3 separate regions of the Homo sapiens genome follow, and all the other regions are linked to region 1. Evidence: chromatin contacts called from ENCODE Hi-C or POLR2A ChIA-PET data. All regions are on one chromosome and are shown on one strand. The core of a region is the stretch at or near the end of the contact, and the rest is flanking DNA. Distances in the headings are between cores, read along the strand shown. Region 1 holds the start of RBM6 (RNA binding motif protein 6). Region 2 has its middle 15 kb from the start of BSN-DT. Region 3 holds the start of TUSC2 (tumor suppressor 2, mitochondrial calcium regulator).

Region 1 (3,212 bases), core at 457-2,956:
GAGTAGCTGAGATTACAGGCATGCGCCACCACGCCCGGGTAATTTTTGTATTTTTAGTAGAGACGGGGTTTCACCATCTTGGCCAGACTGGTCTTGAACTCCTGACCTCGTGATCCACCCGCCTCGGCCTCCCAAAGTGCTAGGATTACAAGCGTGAGGCACTGCGCCCGGCCTCTTTCTTTCTTTCCTTTTTTCTGAGACGGAGTCTTGCTCTATTGTCCAGGCTGGAGTGCAGTGACACAGTCTAGGCTCACTGCAATCTCTGCCTCCCGGGTTTAAGTGATTCTCCTGCCTCAGCCTCCCGAGTAGCTGGGATTACAGGCGCCTGCCACCAAGCCCGGGTAATTTTTTTTTTTTTTTGCGACAGTCTCCCTCTGTCGCCTAGGCTGGAGTGCAGTGGCGCTATCTCGACTCACTGCAAGCTCCGCCTCCCGGGTTCACGTCATTCTCCTGCCTCAGCCTCCTGAGTAGCTGGGACTACAGGTGCCCGCCACCACGCTCCACTAATTTTTTGTGTTTTTAGTAGAGACAGGGTTTCATCGTGTTAGCCAGGATGGTCTTGATCTCCTGACCTCGTGATCCACCCGCCTCGGCCTCCCACAGTGCTGGGATTACAGTCGTGAGCCACTGCGCCCAACTTCTTTCTTTCTTTCTTTCTTTTGAGACGGAGTCTTGCGCTGTTGCCAGGCAACAGTGCAGTGGCGCGATCTCGGCTCACTGCAACCTGTGCTTCCCGGGTTCAAGCAATTCTCTGCCTCAGCCTCCTGAGTAGCTGGGATTACAGGCATGCGCCACCACGCCTGGCTACTTTTTGTATTTTTAGTAGCGATGGGGTTTCACTATCTTGGCCAGGCTGGTCTTGAACTCCTGACCTCGTGATCCACCCACCTCGGCCTCCCAAAGTGCTAGGATTACAAGCATGAGCCACTGCGCCCGGCCTTTTTCTTTCTTTCTTTTTTTCTGAGGTGGAGTCTTGCTCTATTGTCCAGGCTGGAGTGCAGTGGCACAGTGTCGGCTCACTGCAACCTCTGCCTCTGCCTCCCGGGTTTAAGTGATTCTCCTGCCTCAGCCTCCCGAGTAGCTGGGATTACAGGCACCTGCCACCAAGCCCGGGTAATTTTTGTATTTTTGGTAGAGATGGGGTTTCACCATGTTGGCCAGGCTGGTCTAGAACTCCTGACCTCAGGTGGTCCACTCGCCGCGGCCTACCAAAGTGCTGGGATTACAGGCGTGAGCCACCGCGCCCCGCCAACCAGCTGGAGATGGCTTAAACTTACTCCCGAAGAAGCTCCCTTCCATTTCTCTCACACTAACGGACAATAAGGAGGCCTCGAGCTAGGCAGGCCAGGGCCGTACCCGAGCTGCTGGCAGGGAGCAAACCTCAGGAAAGTCAAGCCACCAAAAAACTGTAAGCCTCAATCAACTGAGAGGAAAGCACAAGAGGACCAGGTGTCACAGGGCAGAGGCCAAACCACAACTCCCAGCAGGTCACGCGGAGTAGGGCGGGTAAGCGCGCCTTCTTATTGGATGGCGATGGACAGCGTGCTCTTACGACCCACCCCAGAAGGCAAGTCCCCTGCGCGCGGGGCACGGCGGGAGTAAGAGTCTGCGGGACCGGCAGCTGTACTTCATCTCCCAGCGGGCCGAGCGCTGAAGGCAGCGGCGCGGCGCCTTTGTGGTAGCAGTGGCCCCGCGCGGAGGAAGTTCCGGTGTCCGCGGCGCTGGGTCGGTGGCGGAGGCTGAGGAGAAGGAGGAGCGGGCCGTGGAGGCTTCGCCGCCTAGGTAAGGGCCCGGGACTGGAGGGGAGGCGTGCCAGAGCCTGCCAGGGAATAGCCAGCAGACAGGCCCGCTCTAGACATCGCAGGCCCGCGCAGCCTGAAAGCTGTGGCTTCAGTGTCGCGGGGCGGCTGCGGCCTCGCTCGGGAAGAAGACCAAGCAACGGTGAGATGAGGGAGGCGCCGCCCGTGGCAGGAACGCCCCGGAACCGTCGCGGGCCTGGGGCGGGGCCCGGCGCGGCAGTAGATTACCGGTCCCGCCGCGGAGCGGCCAGCTGTGAGGCTGGGGCCGGCGCGTGGTTGCGGCTCTGTGCTCCTACTCTTCGGAGCTGTAAGCGGGCTGTTCTTGCGGTTTTCCTGTTTCAGATCCAATTCTGTGGCATCACTAGGAAGGGAGCTCTTGTGCTTAGCACGTAGCCTCGTCCTCAGACTTGGACAGACACAAGGGAGGCTCCGCTGGACCGGAGGGCACAAGAGCTCCGAGCCCGGTCGTCGGGGCGGTAGAACCTGGAAGCGGGAGAGTGGTCTGGTGGGTTCTGCGCCCGTTAGGCAATGAAGGAGAAGGATGTTTTATCGTATTCACGCTTTAGATTCCATTAGCGGTGTAAATAGATGTTTTTCTCTTTATTTTAGAATTGACGTTAGGCGAATGGGTTCAACTTTGGGAATGCCTTTTTTTTTTTTTTTTTTTTGAAGGAAGGGCCCTGTTTCGTAGGGTACATAAACCGTGAGCGTAATTGTATTTTTTGCATATTCCAGGTTTGCTTGTGAAGGTCAGAGTAGCCGGATTTAAGTGAAGGAGTTCAGTAGACATGCAGACATGGTCACCTGGTTCATTTTCTGAACCCTGGATTGTGCCCTCGGCTTGCTAGTTTCCACCTTCCTATTGAGAAATGCCACCAGCGTGAATGATTTAAATATGTCACCATTACTGAATTTGTGAGGTCTCTAACGAGAGGTGTCAAGAGCTGGTGCGTGATGGTAGGACTGGCAGTGAAGAAAGTAACTAAATAATATGTTACCATTTTGGTGAAACACAAAAGTTGAATTTGAACCTTGTCTCAGAAACTAGCATCTAACTAGATACCTAACCTGCAGGACAGGTCCCAGGTCTCTCTGGATAGTTGTAGCACCTTTCCTTATAGAATTCTATTACCAGGCCGAGCCTGGTGGCTCACACCTGTAATCCCAGCACTTTGGGAGGCTGAGGTGGGGAGTTCGAGACCAGCCTGACTAACATGGAGAAACCGCGTCTCTACTAAAAGTACAAAATTAGCCGGGCATGGTGGCACATGCCTGTAATCCCAGCTACTTGGGAGGCTGAGGCAGGAGAATCGCTTGAACCTGGGAGGCGGAGGTTGCGGTGAGCTGAGATTGCTCCATTGCACTCCAGCCTGGGCCACAAGAGTGAAACTCTGTCTCAAAAAAAAAAAAAAA
Region 2 (3,212 bases), core at 409-2,908, 400 kb before region 1:
ATTTTTTTTAGTAGAGATGGGGTTTCGCCATCTTGGCTAGGCTGGTTTCGAACTCCTGACCTCAAGTAAGTGATCCTCCCGCCTTGGCCTCCCAAAGCGCTGGGATTTCCTTTTTTTTTTTTTTTTTGAGACGGAGTCTCGCTCTGTCACCCAGGCTGGAGTGCAGTGGTGCCATCTTGGCTCACTGCAACCTCCGCCTCCCAGGTTCAAGCGATTCACCTGCCTCAGCCTCCCAAGTAGCTGGGACTACAGGTGTGTGCCACCACGCCTGGCTCATTTTTTGTATTATTATTATTATTATTATTATTATTATTATTTTGAGATGGAGTCTTGCTCTGTCACCCAGACTGGTGCAGTGGCCCAATCTCAGCTCACTGCAAGCTCCACCTCCTGGGTTCATGCCATTCTCCTGTCTCAGCCTCCCGAGTAGCTGGGACTACAGGTGCCCGCCACCACGCCCGGCTAATTTTTTTGTATTTTTAGTAGAGACGGGGTTTCACCGTTTTAGCCAGGATGGTCTCGATCTCCTGACCTTGTGATCCGCCTGCCTTGGCCTCCCAAAGTGCTGGGATTACAGGCGTGAGCCACCGCGCCTGGCCTGGGATTTCAATATCTTAAAAATCCAAATCCATTGGTGACTCTTTCCCTGTTTTGCTCACCTTCCTCACAACTACCTTGAGGCAAAGTCACTGAGGCCCAGAGAGGGCAAGGGAGTTATTGGTCTGGGTCTTGTGGCTAGTGTGAGGCGTGTTCAGTTCTAAATATGACCCAAACACTTTAGGTTTTATTATTATTATTATTATTATTATTATTATTATTATTATTATTACTACTACTACTATTATTATTTTGAGACAGCGTCTTGCTCTGTCGGCCAGGCTGGAGTGCAGTGGCACCATCTCGGCTCACTGCAACCTCCACTTCCCGGATTCAAGCGATCCTCCTGCCTCAACCTCTGGAGTAGCTGGGATTACAGGCATCCGCCACCACGGCCGGCTAATTTTTGTATTTTTAGTAGAGACAAGGTTTCACCATGTTGGCCAGGCTGGTGTTGAACTCCTGACCTCAGGTGATCCACTCACCTCGGCCTCCCAAAGTGCTGGGATTACAGGCGTGAGCTACCGTGCCCGGCCAGGTTTAATTCTGATGATGAAATTCTGTTCCTGTTGTAGAGCAGCAAAGAATTATTTGAAGCACCTATGGAGAAATGCTGGGTACCATTTCCCTGTGGGGACCCTAGAAGATCTAGAGGAGGTTCGGCAAGAGGTTCAAAGTGGGGGCTCCCATCAGCTGGAGTTCGGGTGCTCCTGCAGGAGGGGCCCTCCTAAGGACAGCCTAGGGCATGGGCAGCATGAAGACCGGGTTGCTGGGGCCCTGGTTAGCCCCACTACCCCCAGTTTTGGTGGCGATTATCCTAGAGTCTCAGTTCGGGTCAGACGAATTGTTCTGTCCATGTCCCTGTGAAGGCTCCGTGTGGCGAGACGCAGGGCCTTGGGCAGGTTCGGGCTGGGGATAGGGAGAGCTCCCAACCTTGGTAGTGGCTCCAGATGCCCCCCAGGTGAGCCCAGCAGAGTGGACTGCCAGGAGCAGCTCTGGGCCGAAGAGGGAGACAGTGTCCGCGGCCTCCCAGGAGGTGGCGCCAGAGGATTAAGTCGCCAGCGGTGGGCGGGGCTGAAGAGTCGGGCTGTGGGCGGGGCTAATAACGCCGCCAGCTCCCGGAAAGCGCTAGCCTCCGGAGGCCGGCCGTGGGTCGAGCTGAGGCCGCTCGGGAGCGGACGAAAATCTCCGGCAGCGCGGGGCCGAGCGGGGCTGTGGGCAGGGCTAAGGCCGTGGGGCCGGCGGGCGGGCGGGGCGAAGCCCGCGAGTAGCCCAACCGCGGGGAGCCAGTCCGAGCGCGGCCGCTAGCTGGTGGTGTAACTAGACTTGTCTTCTCTCCACCACTGCCGCACAGTCCCTGAGGGCATCGGGGCGAGTGTAGCTGCAACTGGGGAGCCTGTGATTCGCCAGTGCCCTTCTCCCTAGGCAAGGGAAGCGAGCAGGCAATAAGAGGGGCGAGTCTGGGGCCCAGGCTTCCGCTACCGAGACCCCAGTCAGCAAACCTTTAATTCAGAGGTGGGGAACCAATAAGGAGCCCTCCTGTGCGTACTCCCTCGCCTTAGCGTTTGCCTGCCTCCAGGCCCCGTGCCCCGCGGAGCCAGCGCGGGACCTGCACACGGTATAGATAGAGCTCAGCGCTTGCAGGGCCTCTCTGTCTCTCCTTCCTCCAGCCAGAGAGCTCCTGAGGGCACCGCCTAAAGGGGGTAGCCTGATAGGGTACTGTGAGATCTGGGAGGGTACTGGATGGAGATGAGGTGCCTCCACTTGTGTGATTGGGTCCCCCTGCTTGGCACTAGAAGCAGACGTGGGATGAGGCTGCTGGCGACTTACTCTTTCCCTGAGTGGGGGTACCCTGAAACCCCAGGAAACACCTTTCCCAAAGCAGTCTTCACAGCTCTAGGCATGCATTGGAACAGCAGGGACATCCAGTTGGGAGCTGGCCAGGGCCAGGGCTGAGGGTGCTGTTGTCTTCTGTCCGCATGGTGTCGCATCCTTAGGCTATAGAGGGCAAAACCAAGTTTGGAGCCTGCCAAAATGGTCCAGAGCTCACGCCAGACCAGCTCCCTTTCTAGGGAATTGGAGCCAGTAGTCTAGGATCACTTCCCACTTCCGTTGCAAAAGGTCTTGAGAGAGGCCGGGCCTAGCGGCTCACGCCTGTAATCCCAGCACTTTGGGAGGCCAAGGCGGGTGGATCACCTGAGGTTAGGAGTTCAAGACCAGCCTGGCCAACATGGTGAAACCCCGTCTCTACTAAAAATGCAAAAACTAGCCAGGTGTGGTGGTGCACACCTGTAGTCCCAGCTACTCGAGAGGCTGGGGCAGAAGAACCGCTTGAACCCGGGAGGTGGAGGTTGCAGTGAGCCGAGATCTCGCCACTGCATTCTAGCCTGGGCGAAACTCTGTCATACAAAAACAAAAACAAAAACAACAAAATCAACGTTCAGTTGGGACTTACTGACATTATAAAACCTAAACAGTTAATTTTCTTCTGCACCGTGGCCTGGCCACAGTACAAACTGGATAATGTCAGTTACTGAGTTACTGGCCGGAAAGTGGCACTTTCAAGCCCCAACTTCAATGCAATCGTTTTTTTTTTTTCTTTTTTTTTTTTTTGA
Region 3 (3,212 bases), core at 282-2,781, 390 kb after region 1:
GCTGCAACCTCTGCCTCCTGGGTTCAAGCAATTCTCCTGCCTCAGCCTCCCAAGTAGCTGGGACTACAGACATGCACCACCACACCCTGCTAATTTTTTGTATTTTAGTAGAGACGGGGTTTTGCCATGTTGCTCTGGCTGGTCTCGAACTCCTGAACTCAGGCAATCCACTCGTCTTCATCTCCCAAAGTGTTAGGATTACAGGCGTGAGCCACGGTGCCTGGCCTGCCTGGAGAATCCTTTGCCTGGGGTTTGGGGTCTACTAGAAGAAAGTGGGAAGTGAGGTGATGGGTGGGCAGTGCTACTATGTCAGACCCCCAAGAAGAGAGCCCACACCAGAGCACACCATCCAGGCAGCCACCAAGGCCAGTTCTCATCCTTGATTTGTTCAGCAAGGGCAGCCATTCTAATATCAGGACTTTGCCTTCACCCAGGACTTCTAGAGTGGGCAGGGTGGTGGCCTGGGCATGTTGGTCTCACTCCAGAAGATGCTGCTGGCCCAGTGTCAAAGACTGAAATAGCAGAAGCCTAAGCTAGGAAGAAGCACAAAGGAATGAAGGCTGCGTCTCCCCTGACCCCACACCCCAGGTGGCTGGTGAATTGCCACTGTTGGGTCTTCCTGGTGTCTACAGCCAAATCTCTAGCACAGGGAGCGCCCATCTCCAGGAGCCCACTAGAGCCAAGCCAATCTGGTACTCTTGTGCGGGCCTCTGGGAGACTGGGCTGGGGGTTGGGTGGGTAGGTCAGCGCTCTGGATCTGGAGAACATAACTGGGTGAGGGTCTTTTTTCCTCAGCCTCACCCCCAATACTGAGGCCTATCCCTGCTTTCCCAGCCACTACGCTCAAAGGTTCAGCCCCACTACTGTCAGGAAAAGCAGCCTAAACAGAGGGTTATTATCCCCTTGGAATAACTGGGGGGGAAAGGGAGGCTAGGACCCTTCAGTATGCAGGCTGAGCCGGAAGGGATGAAAGGAAGAGATCTTATGGAGGTCTTATGGAGGCCCTAGCTTAGCTTTACCGTGCGGAAGGTCCGACCAGTGACAAGCCTCAGGCCCACTCTTCCCTAGGGAGACTTTCAGAGTGGCCAGGCCGCCAGGAGACCACTGCCCGGCTTTCTCCACCCCCAGCTCCAATGAGGCTCAAAATATGGGGGTCGTCCTGGCTTGGCTGTAGTGGGGTACAGCGGTGGAAGTTCCCCCGTGGCGCGGGACGCCTGGCCGCCCGCCTGTTCCCCCCGCCAGGGTGGAACCCATGCCCTTACCCGCGGCGCGTGAATACGAAGGGGGGCACAGCTCGGCCCCGAGGCCGCACCAAAGCTTGCTCAGCTCCTGCTGCCTCTGAGCCGCCGCCTCCGGCCGCCGAGGCGAAGGGCCACAGGCCCCGAGCTTTGGACCCGCTGGCGCCCATGTCAGGGCCGCCGGCGCATGGCGGGCCCCGTGGCCGCTCTGCTCACACCGCAGTCCGCACTACCATAACCTGCCCCAGCCGCTGATCGCAGGTGCCGCCGCCGCCGCCTTCCGCAGGCTCGGCTGTCTCCACGGAAACCTCACTTCCGCTTCCGCACGCTGCCACCTCTGATTGGCTGTTGCTCAAGTCGTGGGGGCGGGACCAATGGGCGCCCTTAGATGCTGGGCATCCCAGCATGCGTTGCGAGATCCCAGGTCCCAGCAAGCGCGATCTGACCAGCTGGGACAGCTCCCACCGAGGAAAGTGGTGGCCGTGAGTCCTCCCGGTCTTTTGGGTGTATTTGGCGGCTCTGACGTCCCCCAACACCTGAGTTCAGGCCTAGCAGGACTTCGCAAGCACCAATCCTCAAACCTGCACTTCAGGGCCTAAGGCCAGACCGCCGGGTGCCCATCTGGCTTCTATTTTCACAGCTGTATTTTTGCGATTGCCACGCTTATGTGAACTAACCAAGTTGAAAGAAAATTAAGGAACTGGCCAGATTCACATAGTTACATTCAGTTCTGAAGAACTTCGAATTCAGTGTTTTCAAACCCAGCAGAGTCCATGCTTAATGAAAGCAAGAATTGTTAACAGCTATACCCTCGGTATCACGAGCAGTGTCTGGTCCACGGTGGCAGCTCTGTATTTGGTGAAGGAGTTATGCCACACCTTCTCCCAGAGCGTGGTGTGTGTGTGTTGAAGGGATGGTTTTGTTTTTTTTTTTTTTTGAGATGGAGTTTCACTCTTGTCGCCCAGGATAATGTGCAGTGGCACGATCTCGGCTCACTGCAGCCTCTGCCTCCAGGGTTCAAGCGATTCTCCTGCCTCAGCCTCCCGAGTACTTGGGATTACAGGCATCTGCCACCATGCCGGCTAATTTTTTTGTATTTCTAGTAGAGACGGGGTTTCACCATGTTGGTCAGGCAGTCTTGAACTCCGGACCTCAGGTGATCCACCCGCCTTGGCCTCCCAAAGTGCTGGGATTACAGGCCTGAGCCACTGCGCCCGGCCGTTTTTTTTTTTTTTGAGTTGGAGTCTTGCTCTATCGGAGTGCAGTGGTGTGATCTCCACTCACTGCAACCTCTGCCTGCCGGGTTCAAGCGATTCTCCTGCCTCAGCCTTCTGAGTAGCTGGGACTACAAGCGCCCACCACCACGCCCAGCTAAATTTTTTTTGTATTTTTGGTAGAGATGGGGTTTCGCCATGCTGGCCAGGCTGGCCTCGAACTCCTGGCCTCAAGTGATCTGCCCACCTAGCCCAACCAAAGTGTTGGGATTACAGGTGTGAGCCACTATGCCCAGCCAGTTTCCCTAAGTTCTAACTGCAGTCCATTTTTGTCTCCACCACAACCTGAGCCCCAGGGAGCTGAGTGATGACCAAGTATGTATGCATACTACATCTTCACAAATTGGTCCATGGTGACTTTGCAAGACACCTGGGAGCCTGTCCATCACCCTTGGCAACTTCTGGCACCATGAGGGGCAACTGCAGCTCTGCGCCTATAATAATAAAGAGTCCAGGCTGGGCAGGGTGGCTCACACCTGTAATCCCAACACTTTGGGAGGCCAAGTTGGGAGGATCCTGGGCAACACAGAGAGACTCATGTCTCTACAAAAACTTTATATGTATAAAAGATTCCAACAGCAGGAGGATCTTGAAATCTTTATTGAGCCAATTCTCTCAGGCCCCAGGCCCTGATGATGACTGTCACCCCAACCCCTTTCCCCACAGGAGGCATTCAGCTGAGGCCACCACACATTACATA

What was found. Hi-C counts contacts between places; a loop is a spot of excess contacts on that map. ChIA-PET counts read pairs that join two places held with the same protein, here RNA polymerase II (POLR2A). Pooled maps may share reads with other maps.
Region 2: a loop to region 1 is called in a pooled map, with 7 times the contacts of the local background. The contact joins the enhancer-like site here to the promoter of RBM6 in region 1. A Hi-C loop is called at or near these places in 6 of 50 pooled maps. POLR2A ChIA-PET finds 5 or more read pairs at or near these places in 3 of 52 experiments (AG04450, Caco-2 and naive thymus-derived CD8-positive, alpha-beta T cell).
Region 3: a loop to region 1 is called in a pooled map, with 6 times the contacts of the local background. The contact joins the promoter of TUSC2 here to the promoter of RBM6 in region 1. A Hi-C loop is called at or near these places in 1 of 37 single-sample maps with no recorded cell type and 7 of 50 pooled maps. POLR2A ChIA-PET finds 5 or more read pairs at or near these places in 5 of 52 experiments (Caco-2, GM12878, HEK293 and 2 more).

Annotation. Positions count from the first base shown.
Region 1 is chr3:49,938,444-49,941,655 of GRCh38, forward strand. It overlaps RBM6 (RNA binding motif protein 6), which reads left to right and starts at 1,707. Exons shown (of 21, transcript NM_005777.3): 1 at 1,707-1,782. RefSeq lists enhancers at 1,337-1,859, 1,568-1,627, 1,658-1,707, 1,738-1,797, 1,860-2,381 and a silencer at 1,938-2,137.
Region 2 is chr3:49,538,198-49,541,409 of GRCh38, forward strand. No RefSeq gene overlaps it. Among named protein-coding and RNA genes, the nearest start is that of BSN-DT, 15 kb to the right of the region's middle. RefSeq lists a silencer at 1,766-1,995. Within about 2 kb of position 1,659, at least 24 of the 41 ENCODE cell types and tissues checked have a DNase peak (open chromatin) inside an H3K27ac peak, as active enhancers do.
Region 3 is chr3:50,326,692-50,329,903 of GRCh38, forward strand. It overlaps TUSC2 (tumor suppressor 2, mitochondrial calcium regulator), which reads right to left and starts at 1,532. Exons shown (of 3, transcript NM_007275.3): 1 at 1,263-1,532. The coding sequence starts at 1,408. RASSF1 (Ras association domain family member 1) reads right to left here. Exons shown (of 6, transcript NM_007182.5): 6 at 3,097-3,212. RefSeq lists an enhancer at 1,667-1,776.